Regions from separate parts of the Homo sapiens genome. Here region 1 is linked to region 2. Evidence: chromatin contacts called from ENCODE Hi-C or POLR2A ChIA-PET data. All regions are on one chromosome and are shown on one strand. The core of a region is the stretch at or near the end of the contact, and the rest is flanking DNA. Distances in the headings are between cores, read along the strand shown. Region 1 overlaps AKAP13 (A-kinase anchoring protein 13). Region 2 has its middle 83 kb from the start of MIR7706.

The links. A loop is a pair of places that touch in the nucleus more often than their neighbours do. ChIA-PET counts read pairs that join two places held with the same protein, here RNA polymerase II (POLR2A). Pooled maps may share reads with other maps.
Region 1: a pooled map shows a loop between it and region 2 (2.3-fold over the local background). The contact joins two enhancer-like sites. A Hi-C loop is called at or near these places in 4 of 50 pooled maps. POLR2A ChIA-PET finds 5 or more read pairs at or near these places in 2 of 52 experiments (H1 and activated CD4-positive, alpha-beta T cell).

The regions. Positions count from the first base shown.
Region 1 is chr15:85,525,784-85,532,582 of GRCh38, reverse strand. All of the region lies in intron 3 of AKAP13 (A-kinase anchoring protein 13), which reads right to left. Among named protein-coding and RNA genes, the nearest start is that of AKAP13, 150 kb to the right of the region's middle. Within about 2 kb of position 5,447, at least 10 of the 41 ENCODE cell types and tissues checked have a DNase peak (open chromatin) inside an H3K27ac peak, as active enhancers do.
Region 2 is chr15:85,294,542-85,300,746 of GRCh38, reverse strand. No RefSeq gene overlaps it. Among named protein-coding and RNA genes, the nearest start is that of MIR7706, 83 kb to the left of the region's middle. Within about 2 kb of position 3,991, at least 3 of the 41 ENCODE cell types and tissues checked have a DNase peak (open chromatin) inside an H3K27ac peak, as active enhancers do.

The sequences.
Region 1 (6,799 bases), core at 4,198-6,697, 230 kb before region 2:
CATCCTTCTCCCATTATCTTTCTGATGACAGAAAAGAAAGTAGAGTTAATGTTTTTGTTTGGGTAACGCCACTTTGTGCTCTGCCTGATTAATCATGGGCACCCATGCACGTGCCACTTCCCTGAATCTCTAACACATTCAGACTGCTCTTCTACAGCTAAGGGCATGGAGGGAAACCCTCTACATGGTCCCTGCGACTGAATTTCCATACCACGGGCACAGGCCAACAGAGGTTTCAGACTTGGAATGAACTAAGCTTTCTGCTGTCTTTGAAAGAGACAATGTTTCTTCCATGTAATCAGAATAATAAGTAAGTTAATTTTCCACATGCTTTTTTCCCAAGGGCCTCCTTAAGCCCTCATCCTGTGGCAAGAGAAATCTCTCACTGCTGTGTAATTTTAGGGTGGTAGGAAACATTTACCAAGCAAGTACCTAGCACACGCCAGGCATCTGACAGTCATCTCTCCACAACAATTTTATGAGGCATGTATTGTTCTCAATTTATAGATGAGAAACTGAGACTTAAAGAAGTAACTTGCCCCATGTTACACAGATATTAAGGTGCAGAATTCATTATTCAGAGTCGAGGCTGATGCCAAAGGACATGGTCTATTATATCAGGATGCAAGGGTTTTGTATCACATTGCCTATAAACAGGGCAATGTGTTTGAAGAGGAAGAAGGCTAAGAGCTAAGTCCCTGCCTAAGAGGAGCCTAACACTTGGAATGATGGGCTAGTTTAACTTTTAAGCAAGAATAATTGGTTCATGAACCATGAAGATAAGTCTTCACATGAACACTGAATCCACACGATACTCCCACTGCCTTCCAAGTCGAATTCTTTCTAAGAAGGCTGTAGCAAGCTGAAGCATCCGCTGCCTGGTGTGTGTGTGCAAGTGCGAGCACGTGCACATGCATGCACACTTTATAATAATGTATATGCGGTATTTATGCATTTAATATATGAAAGAGAATTAGGGGAAAAAAGCAATATTTCTTTGAAGGGCAGCCAGCCTAACTACACAGACATCAATGTTAGCAGAAACAAGCCAAATGATTCAGTTAGTAAGATTTGTCTATTTTTCTAGCAGAAAATGTTTCTTTTAAAATATTCTCTAACATCTGACTCAGTTTTGTTCAAGAGCTAAAAGCTAGACATCCATCAAGTCCAGGCACTATGATCAGAAGGTGAAGATGAGTAAAGTAAGGAGTCTCAACTCCCCAGAGATTTACGGTTCATAACAGAGAATCAAGTTGCAGATAACTGCAATGAAGTCAAAATGAGAGGAGTTCTACAAGAACTTTCCTATCTAAAATACCTAAATATCTAAATACAGTGCAATCTGGGGAGAGGAGTGGTGCATTCCATATGTGGGCAAAAGCAGGAAGATTTCACAAAGGAGATGGCAATTAAGAAGGACTTAGGCCAGGCGCGATGACTCATGCTGTAATCCCAGCACTTTGGGAGGCCGAGGCAGGCAGATCACTTGAGGCCAGGAGTTCGAGACCAGCCTGGCGAACATGGCAAGACTCTGTCTGTACTAAAAATAAAAATTAGCCGGGCATCTGTAGTCCCAGCTACTAGGGAGGCTGAGGCAGGAGAATCACTTGAACCTGGGAGGCAGAGGTTGCCATGAGCCAAGATCATGCCACTGGACTCTAGCCTGGGAGACAGAGACCCTGTCTCTAAATAAATAAATAAAATCTAGAAGGGGCCTCCTAAATTCTTTATTATTATCACCCAAAACACCATATATAGCCTCACTTAATTTCCAAATAAACTGATGGTGGATGGATGATGAACGATGGATGGATGGAGTGATACGTATGTCAGTCAGGAGAACTGCTTTAAAGAAGAAATGCTGTGGTTCGTCAACAGAATCAATATATAGCATTGTCCCATTTATCCAAAATTAAGCTAATCTGTAAACTTCTGAAAGTCCTTTGAGGTAGATATGAATAAATGTCAATAAATGTCAAAATTTCACAATTCAATGATGATGATGATGCAAGTAATCTGAGATCCAAATTGAATTATGCCTTCAAACCTTAAATTTACAGTGCCTTAGAAGAGAGATTACACTATGTAAAACAGAATATCCACAGCCCTATCCATTTAACCAGTCCTTTTCCTTTCTTATTGATCTCCTTCCTCAGGCCTATGCAAAGATGAGAAACCTGAACCCTTGAATCAGAAAGGGAGTCACAATACCACTAAAAGTAAACACCATTCACACAGCAAAGAGCCATGGTGAAGCAATGCTACCTTACCCAAAACTGTGAAGTGCCAAAGTAAGTATCAGCACAGAAATTTGTCCCGAATTGCTAAAATGACTGTTTACTCAGGCAGAATGGGATGAGGGCGAACGACAGGGAGAGAAACAGAACAACGCGGGATGGGTGTGTGTTGGGGCGCGGGGGTTGTGCTTGGCAACAACAGTATGCTTATCTCTTTCTGCTGCATTAGCAGAGTTTGTTAGCAGGTGAATGGATGGATGTGTGAGCTACTGTCAGCTCTGTGTATAACTAAAATCAAACTGTATAACCGAGAAGGCAGAATGTCAGAAATAGCCATGAAAGAGATACCTGAGAAACTGTCCAATTGTTAATCCAATATTTTCCCTTCAGACACGAATTCAAAATCTGAAGAAGAAACTATGAATCATCATAAGTAAAATATGCCATAAATCTGGAATTTGTTTGGTACGATTAGAGGCTTCTTTTTCAAAAGAAAACCTGAGGGTTAAAAGATGAGTGGGGAACTCAGGGTTTCCTGGATTAGTCTTTATTAAACTTAAGAGTACATTGGAAGCGTTACTACTGATCAAGAATAAAGTACCTCACCCTACTGTCCGGAAATCAACCACACCAGTTTGGCAGGCCTACTCTCTCACATTAATGTTTTCCATTAGGTTCAAGTGGCTCTCAAGATTATTTTTTAATTCCTATAACCTTTCTGATAAAGCACCTGGGGGGTAAATCAGCATTTTTTAAAAAGTTACATAATACAGACTCAATAATTTTACACCGCGTATGCCTACACCAAACCTCTTACTATCATAAATTAGCGCTAGAGACATGACTATTTGCAACAGGGTCATTAGTCATATGACTACCTTTGTACATAAAGACTGCAGGGTTATTTTATTTATTTATTTATTTTGAGACGGAGTCTCGCTCTGTCTCCCAGGCTGGAGTGCAGTGGCACGATCTCGGCTCACTGCAAGCTCTGCGTCCCGGGTTCACACCATTCTTCTGCCTCAGCCTCCTGAGTAGCTGGGACTACAGGCACCCGCCACCATGCCCCGCTAATTTTTTTGTATTCTTGTAGAGATGGGGTTTCATTGCATTAGCCAGGATGGTCTCGACCTCCTGACCTCGTAATCCGCCCGCCTAGGCCTCCCAAAATGCTGGGATTACACCTTACACCGTGCCTGGCCAACTGCAGGGTTATTAACAATGTCTACAATTACACTGCAAAGACATGGGGATGAGAAACTGTATCCAATTTGATATAATAACCACAATCTAACTTTCTGCATAAAAACAGAAGCTGCAGTAGGAAGAACAATAGCAGGATTTTCAGTTAGTTCCATGGTGTTTTTCCTTTGATTAAATTTCCTGGTAACAAGAAAGGAAAATAAAAATCCCAATCTTTTTTTAAAAAGGGAAGTTCTGAAAATTTTACTGAACTTATGAAGGCAGCTACTCTAGAGGATTTAGAGAGGGGAAGGAGAGAGAGAAACTATTGGAAGAAACACAGCCCAAACTTTAATTCCGTATTTTAAATTAGGAATTAATTTCTGAACTTCTCACACTATCAAGTCCACTTACAAGACAAATATAAATTATGGGGTGGGAGAAGTCTGCTCCCAGCTGAGTAAACTGTAGGGATCCTCATCAAGTATGCTGGCAATTAGCTGTCAAGTAGAAAATATTAGGTTTGAACTCCAGCTCCACTGCAACAGATTTGGTTATCCTGAGAAAGTCATTCAACCTTGAAGCCTGTTTTCCTTGTACACAAAATGAGAACACCATCAACCTTACGGATTGTTAAAAACATTAGAGCTGTGCACAAAGTATCTGGCATAAAATGGGCAACTAAAACTGGTAGTTTTTATTATTAGCTATTAAAATGCTTCTGTTTAGGAAACTCAAGGAAAACAGATCCCTAATACTCTACAAAGAGCTTCTCCAGCATGGCCCAACAAAGCTTGCCATTGGCACTATAGAACTAAAAAAATTAAGTGAGGAGGGAAAGAATAAACAAAAACACAAGGAGCACCTAGGTGAGAAACAAAAACTTAACTACTGATGACCCTCTTAAAATCACCTAATCTGCACCTTTTTTATGCTGGCAGGTCAGGAGGTGTGTGTGTGCGAGGTTGGGAGAGCTCTCCTGCAGGCTCCTTCTCACTATATGGAGCACCGCACCCATGGAAACGAAATATTGCTACTGATAAACAAAACTGCTGAAGCACAGCCCAAGAATTACTTCATTTCCTATTAAGCTAAAAGTGGAATGCATCCCATCTGGGCCCTCTCTTTTGAGGATGAAACAATAGGAACTTTGTTTCATCAGCTATCCAAAAAGAAACCCTAAAAGTGTTTGCTGGGCCAGCCAAGCCCAGTCCCACACAGATGTCACCTTCTAAGAGAAAAAATGATGGAAAATATAAAAATAATATCTTTATTACTTCAGTTTCGCATCAAAGTCTCTAAAAATCTGGTGTCTTTTTCTTCCTTATGAAGTGTCTATGATAGGGTTAAAGGAAACAAATTTTCAGTCTTCAGATTCAGACTCTAATAGGAAATAGGATTATGTGCAGAAGTATACACCCACTGCTGGGTTTTGGGGACCTAATAGTAGTGTGCAAATTTGGTATATGTGTAAAATGTCTCTATGTGTACAGGAGTATTTAATCAGAAGAGAACAAAGAGTAGGCACAGGAATTTCACCATGAGCATTTTAGAGGAGGAAGGAGAGATTTAATGCTAAAAATGTGCTCCGCTATATTCCAGCCCACACCTCTAAGGCAGTGTTTCTCAGCCTTTTCTTCCATTATCATATCCCAAAGAGCCTTTTCAGACATTATTCTCTACTCACTCCTCACTTCATGAAACTTTAATACCACAGATATACCACAAATTTGTGTAACTGTGTTTTATATATCACTGTAAGTTTTTTTTGGTCCCAAAAGGCAATTTTCACCCCCTTGGGAGGATATCACTCCCTTAATATTGTATGCCCTAGGATTCCAGTGCTGTGTTCATGGTTCCAAAGTTATGAAATATATAATTTCCTCCTAACATTACAACAGGGCCGGGTGCGGTGGCTCACGCTTGTAATCCCAGCACTGTGGGAGGCCAAGGCGGGCGGATCACGAGGTCAGGAGATCAAGACCATCCTGGCTAACACGGTGAAACCCCGTCTCTACTAAAAAACACAAAAACTTAGCCGGGCGTGGTGGCGGGCGCCTGTAGTCCCAGCTACTCGGGAACTCGGGAGGCTGAGGCAGGAGAATGGCCTGAACCCAGGAGGCGGAGCTTGCAGTGAGCAGAGATCGCGCCACTGCACTCCAGCCTGGGCGACAGAGCGAGACACCCTCTCAAAAAAAAAAAAAAAAAATTACAACTAAGGACAGTAGACAACAGATTTTTTTCCTCTTCAACTAGTTCTCACTCTGTTTTTCCAGTATAACCACTATATGTACTAACTAGCATTAGGACAGTAATTTAAGTTTTCTAGAATATAAAATCTCATCTGTCTAGAGATAGCTTGAGAGTATTTCAGAATAGGGAGACTGTTAGAAAAAGTCCAATAAAAATAACTGATTACCTTGACAGGCGTTGCCAGGGGCAGGGCCAGGCTGGGGGATGGGGGGTGTCAGAATTCTCTAATGAAGCCCATTAAATTAAAAGTCTACAACTTCTTTTCAAATATGCTATTCCATTTGGTAATACTGGACACCTGCTGCTAGAAAGTAATTCTTGGTTGACGAGAAATGAAAGAGGCCAGGTATGGTGGGTCACGCCTGTAATCCCAACACTTTGCTAGGTGGAGGCAGAAGGATCACTTAGACCAGAAGTTTGAGACCAGCTTGGGCAACACAGGGAGACACCATCTACACACACACACACGTGCCAGCCACTTATGATGGACACACACACGTGCCACTTACGATGGTGAGTGCTACTTGGGAGGCTGAGGTATAAGAATAACTTCAGCCTGGGAAGTCAAGCCTGCAATGATCTGTGATTGTGCCACTGCACTTCAGCCTGGACAAAAGAGTGAGACTCTGTCTCAAAACAAAACAAAAAAAAAGAGAGAAAGAAAAAGAAAGACATAACATATTATAACTCAGACCATTTGTTGCAATCTGGGCTGCAATTTTTTTCTTTAAACCCAAAAGAACTTCTGATCAGGTAAATGTATTATTCTTTTTTAATGACAAATCTACTTTATAAAGTACCCTCCCTTATCAGTGAAAAAGAAAAGGAAAATATAACAGAGCTGAGTCAAATTTGGAGTCAATAAAGGTTTGTAGTTCTTCAAACAAGAACTCTTGCTGTGAATTCTAAAAATAAATAACAGACATGCTGAAAATAGATTTCATTTTATGAAAGATTCTGCACCAAAGCCTTTTACAAAAATAGTATACAAAACCCACTAAACATCCTGTTCCATCTTCCACTATGAAATCACTGCTTGGTCTAAATTCACAGTTTCATTAATAAAAATGAACACAATAAAACAGTACTCTATGCCCCCATCCCACCCCAACAATTATCTTCAAAGG
Region 2 (6,205 bases), core at 2,742-5,241:
GTTAAAATGTTAAGATTATTTTTATTTTTAAATTTGTGTTATTATTTATTTATTTATTTATTTAGAGATAGGGTCTTAATCTGTTGCCCAGGCTGGAGTGCAGTGGTGAGATTTTGGCTCACTGCAGCCTGTAAGGCTTAAGAGATCCTCCTGCCTCAGCCTCCTGAGTAGCTGGGACTACAGGTGTGCACCATCACACCTAGCTAATTTTTGTGGTTTGTTTTTTTTTTTTTTTTTGTAGAGATGGTGTTTTGTCATGTTGCTCACACTGGTCTCGAACTCCTGGGCTCAAACCATCTGGCCACCTCAGCCTCCCAAAGTGCTGGGTTTATAGGCATGAGCCACCAAGCCCATTCTAAAATTTAAGATAAGAAAAAAAAAATCTATAACTTCTTAAATGGTTAGGGGAAAAGAGAGGGAATAAAGAAAACAAGATACCCTCCCTTTTCCAAAAAAGGGCAAGGAAACGAAAAGCATAAAAGTAGAAATACACAAAATAAATAGTGAAAATATATTTCACTATATTGCCAATCGCAGGGAATATAAGTATGTATAAAATATAAAACCATATAGAAGTCAAAACAAACTAATCAGATCTATATGTATCAACACAAACAAGTCTCAGACACATTGTACTGCGTTTATAAAATAAGATCCAAAAAGATATCATAGTAAGGGACCCGTTTGTAAATTTAAAAAATGACATAAAACAACGTTGTATATTGTTTATAGATACAAATATATGTAGCAAAATTATAGATGCAATAATACACACCAACTTAATGATAGTGTTTATTTCTGGAGATGAGAGAGGGCAGGAATGGGAGAAAGAGATGAGAGTAAATTTTTTTTTTTTGAGACAGGGTCTCACACCGTCGCCCCGGCTGGAGTGCAGTGGCACAATCTTAGCTCACTGCAACCTCCACCTCCCAGGTTCAAGTGATTCTTGTGCCTCAGGCTCCCAAGTAACTGGAATTACAGGTGTGTGCCACCACTCCTGATTAATTTTTGTATTTTTTTTTTTAAGTGAAGACAGGGTTTCACCATGTTGGCCAGGCTGGTCTTGAGCTCCCAGCCTCAAGTGATCTGCCTGCCTCGGCCTCCCTAACTGCTGGGATTATAGGAATGAGCCACTGCACCCGGCCTATGAGAGTGATCTTAACTGTATCTGCAATTTTTTCCTTAAAAAACAGAAAATAACAATTCTGAAACAACACATAACTAAAAGTTAATGTGTTACATCTGGGTTGACCACAAATGGGTGTCTGTTATATTTATTTCTGGATTTTTCTGTGCATTTAAATTATTTGATAATTAAATCTCTGTATTTTCTATTTCTTAATTACATTTTTCTAAGGACATAGAGAGGATGCAGTCCTGCTTTCACAGGTGCTGGCTGAGGTGCTTATTAAAATACAGCTACTAAAAATAGTGCCAGAACTATATTGAGTGGGGGGTTGCAGGTAAGGGAGCTGAGTCCTCATCTGTCATAGCAGGAAGACAATGCGTAATGTGTGATGCTGGTTATTTGTGGGCCTAGGGTCCCTCCCAGTTTCATGCTCTTCCCTGCTCCACTGAATCCAGTGGACTGCACTGTCCAGGCTTTCTTCCTAGCTGGCTTTTGGGGTTCAGCCAGTGGGAGGCTCTGTGGGAAGATGGGAGGGTGGGATTCAGCAGAGGTCAGGGTAGCTCTTTCCAGCTCTCTTCCTGCTTTGGCATGCTATATCTAACTGTAGCTGCATCCTAGGTACAACTCTTACTCACTGGGCTCTGATAAGTGTTTCCTTCCCTTGTCTCAATAGGCCCTGGAAGCGGGGAGGGTAGTAATAGCTTCTCACCATTGCTAGTCTCTAGGTGTCCTACCATACCTTGTTTGTTACCTTATCCAGTCCAGAAACTCTGTGAATAGTCCCTTCATTAAAGCCTTTTCATTTTAACCATCTGGGATGACACAAGAAACACTGTGAAAGGTAAAAATTGCTTTTGTTTGTTTGTTTGTTTGTTTCAGAACTCCTTTGCTGTGGATAAGAAGATTGACTAGGTGACTTGCTCCAAGTTCAAAGCCTGTTTGCATAAAACAACAACGACTTGTCTTTGTTCTGTTTGGTTATTTTGAGACAGGGTCTTGCTCTGTCATTCAGGTTGGAGGGCAGTGGTGCAATCATGGCTCACTGTAGCCTTGACCTCCTGGGGTCAGATGATTCTCCCCCCTCAGCCGCCTGAGTAGCTGGGACCACAGGTGCATGCTATCACGCCCAGCTAGTATTTTTAAATGATTTTTGTAGAGATGGGATCTCCCTATGCTGCCCAGGCTGGTCTTGAACTCCTGAGCCCAAGCAATCCTCCTGCCTTGGCCTTCCAAAGTGCTGAGGTTACAGGCGTGAGCCACCGCACCTGGTCACAACTTGATTTGAGAGCGTATGGTTGACAACATCTTGATGAAAAGGGATATGGCTGGCCAGGCATGGTGGCTCACACCTGTAATCCCAGCACATTGGAAGGCCAAGGTGGGCAGATCATGAGGTCAGGAGTTCAAGACCAACCTGGCCAACATGGCGAAACCCCATCTCTACTAAAAATTGAAAAATTAGCTGGGTGTGGTGGGGGGTGGCTGTAGTCCCAGCTACTCAGGAGGTTGAGGCAGGAGAATCGCTTGAACCCGGGAGGTGGAGGATGCAGTGAGCCGAGATAGTGCCACTGCAGTCCAGCCTGGGTGACAGAGAGAGAATCCATCTCAAAAAAAAAAAAAAAAAAAGGGATATGGCTGATACACACAGAAAGATCTACTCTCCTAAGACCTTGTGCCCCAAGAATTTTATGACTTCTTGGATGGTATCAATTGTGTTTTATGATTGATTTATTCATTTACTTGATAAGTTTTGATCGAGTGCGGCTCTGTACCAAGAACTGTGTCAAGAAATGGGGATACATTGTTGTGCGAGAGGAAGTCCTCATGTGCCAGGAATTTACAGTAGACAGGGGAAGATACGCAAACTCATTACGAAGAAATACGGTAAATGCGAGGGGAATGGAAGCAGAGGGTGCTCTGGAGTACTCAGGAGGATTATTCAGCCCAGCCTTATACTGTCAGGGATAGTTTCCCAAAAGAAAGGATATCTAACCTGAGAGCAGAAGAATAAATACTAGTTAGCCAAGTTAAGGAGGATGGGTAGATGGGAGGGAGTGAGTTTTAGTTTTAAGGCATTCTAGGTAGAGAGAAAAGCAATTTGGGCAAATCTGGTAGGGGATAAAAATCATTTGGGAAACTGAAAGTCAGCCTCTTGAGTTGATTGCAGGAGGAGAGGGTGAGATAAGTTAGGAGAAGAAAAACAGGGATCGGATCACAAAAAGCCTTTTAAGTAAGATTAAGGGCAGGGGTATTATTATGAGGTCAATACAAAGCCATTAGATCTTTTGAGTAGGTGGTATACAGTGTAATCGCATTTGCATTTTTAAAACATTATCTTGTCTATGCGGTGAGAATAAACTGGAGGTGGATAAGAGCAGAGGCAGCTCCCTTAGGAGGTTGTTGCTGTATCCTAGGCCAGAGATCATGAGTTGGACTTGAGGCTGGGGCTGGAGAGAAGCGGCCAGAGAAGAACATATGGCTAAAACAGGCAACCTGAAAACATTCAGGAAATTATTGTCATTAGAGGACAGCCCGGCAAAATGCAAATTGTTCTGTCCTTATTTGATCTCAGCTGGACTATGAATTCTGTGGGGACAGGGACTATTTTGTATTCATCCCCGTTTCCAGTACTACGGAAGTACTCAGGAAATGAATGTTCTTCCTAAGTGAGTCTCAGTGACATGGTGTTTGGATAGAGTGGTAACCCTCACGCCTTTGCTGACCCACCTTTATTAGGGAAGTTCAGCAGCGATTGTGAAGTCGACGTGTAGCGCTACCGCGGCAGGGACATTAAGGTGCAGAAGCTTTACCCAGTGCACAGTGCACACTGAAATACCCAGGCTGGTTTTTCCTGACTCAGTTCTCTTCTGCCATCTGCTGGGACAGTCTTTCATAGCACATCAAAGCAAGATCACCAAGGAAGACAGGCCTGAAAGCTTTGTGGGAGCCACAGTGGACAATGACTTGGATAAGTTTACGATTTAGTCAGAGATGCAAGAATCACATCCAAACCACTGTCCATTTGAAGCTAATCTTCAGTATTTATTTCCCAAAGACTAAATGTCTTTTTTATAAGAATGAGTTCATGTCCTTTGCAGGGACGTGGATGAAGCTGGAAACCATCATCCTCAGCAAACTAAGACAGGAACAGAAAACCAGACACTGTGTGTTCTCACTCATAAGCGGGAGTTGAACAATGAGAACACATGGACACAGGGAGGAAAACATCACACACGGGCCTGTTGGGGGGTAGGGGGCAAGAGGAGGGAGAGCATTAGGACAAATACCTAATGTATACGGGAATTAAAACCAAGATGACAGGTTGATAGGTGCAGCAAACCACCATAGCACAAGGATACTTTTTTTTTTTTTTTTTTTTTTTCTGATACAGAGTCTCGCTCTGTCTCCCAGGCTCTGGAGTGCAGTGGCGCAAACTCGGCTCACTGCAAGCTCCGCCTCCCGGGTTCACGCCATTCTCCTGCCTCAGCCTTCCGAGTAGCTGGGACTACAGGTGCCCGCCACCACGCCCGGCTAATTTCTTTTTGTATTTTTAGTAGAGACGAGGTTTCACCGTGTTAGCCAGGATGGTCTCGATCTCCTGACCTCGTGATCCACCCGCCTCGGCCTCCCAAAGTGCTGGGATTACAGGCGTGAGCCACCGCGCCCGGCCGCACATGGATACTTATGTAACAAACATGCAGGTTCTGCACATGTATCCCAGAACTTAAAAAAAAAAAAGTCTTTTTTTTTTTTTGAGATAAAGTCTTGCCTTGTCACCCAGGCTCCAGGCTGGGGTGCAGTGGCATGAACATGGCTCAGTGTAGCCTAGCCTCCTCCTGGGTTCGAGAAATCCTCCCACCTCAGCCTCCCAAAGTGCTGAGATTTCAGGCGTGAGCCGTCATGCCGGCCCATGCAGACTATCTTAAATGTCTGTATTCTCCTTTGAGTTTTTGCAACAACTTTACGATAGCCATATATTATAACATTTTTTAAACAAGGAAACAGAAACACAGACATTTAAATGAAAAGCTAACTTTGAACAAAAAATAAGTAGCCCGAGCCAGGACTGAAGCTTCCTTGACTCCTGGTTCCATACTTTTGTCACAATGTCTCAACGTCTCCAACACACTAAGGGAGAGTTCCAACAGGCCGAGACAGGCTGCTGATCTGCAGCAGGGAGAGGGCAGGCCTAATGTGAAGGCTGACAAGGCCGGTGGCTCCCTGATGTTCAGCACAGAGATGCAGAATGTTGGCATGGAGTGGGGTGGGGGAGAGCAACAGAAACAATTCTCCACGTTCTATGTTTCCCCCAAGATATGTCAAGGTGATGTTTCCGAGGGAAACATTTTTTTTAAGTATATGAAAACTAATAGAACTTGAACTTTTGGTGGGTGTTGTCAAATAAAATAGACCCTACTATTTTTGTTAACGCGTGTGGTTAAGACTAAGAAACTATTGTGCCATCCTTTTCTCTCTCTCTCTCTCTGTTTTTTTTTTTTTTTTTTTTTTTTTTTTGAGACAGGGTCTCACTCTGTCGCCCAGGCTGGAGTGCAGTAGTGAGATCATAGCTCACTGCAGCCTTGAAAAGCTGGGCTGAAGCAATCCTCCTGCCTCAACCTCCCAAGTAGCTGGGACTACAGGCATGTGCCACCACATCTGGCTAATTATTTTTTATTTTTGTGGAGACAAAGTCTTGCTATGTTGCAAGGAATCCTCCTGTCTCACCCTCCCAAAGCACAGCGATTACAGGTGTGAGCCACTGCACCTAGCCAACTTTTCTCATTTAAACTGAAGTTATTCTTGTATGAATGCCCAAATACATTCTTGGTATTAAAAAATCCAGACACTCAGGTAATGCTAAACATTCCTTTTACTACAGGTTTCAAGCTTTTCCCCAAAGACAACCTCAGTCAGGAGTATGCTTCCAGATCTTCTAGGAAATATGGGTGTTCCTATGGGAGCATAGTCTTGTTTAGTGTTTTATCTCCCTTACATGAATGGGATCTTGTTCCCCATTCCCCTCCCCAGGCCTCTGGAAACCATCTTCTACTTTCTGTCTTATGAATTCAACTACTG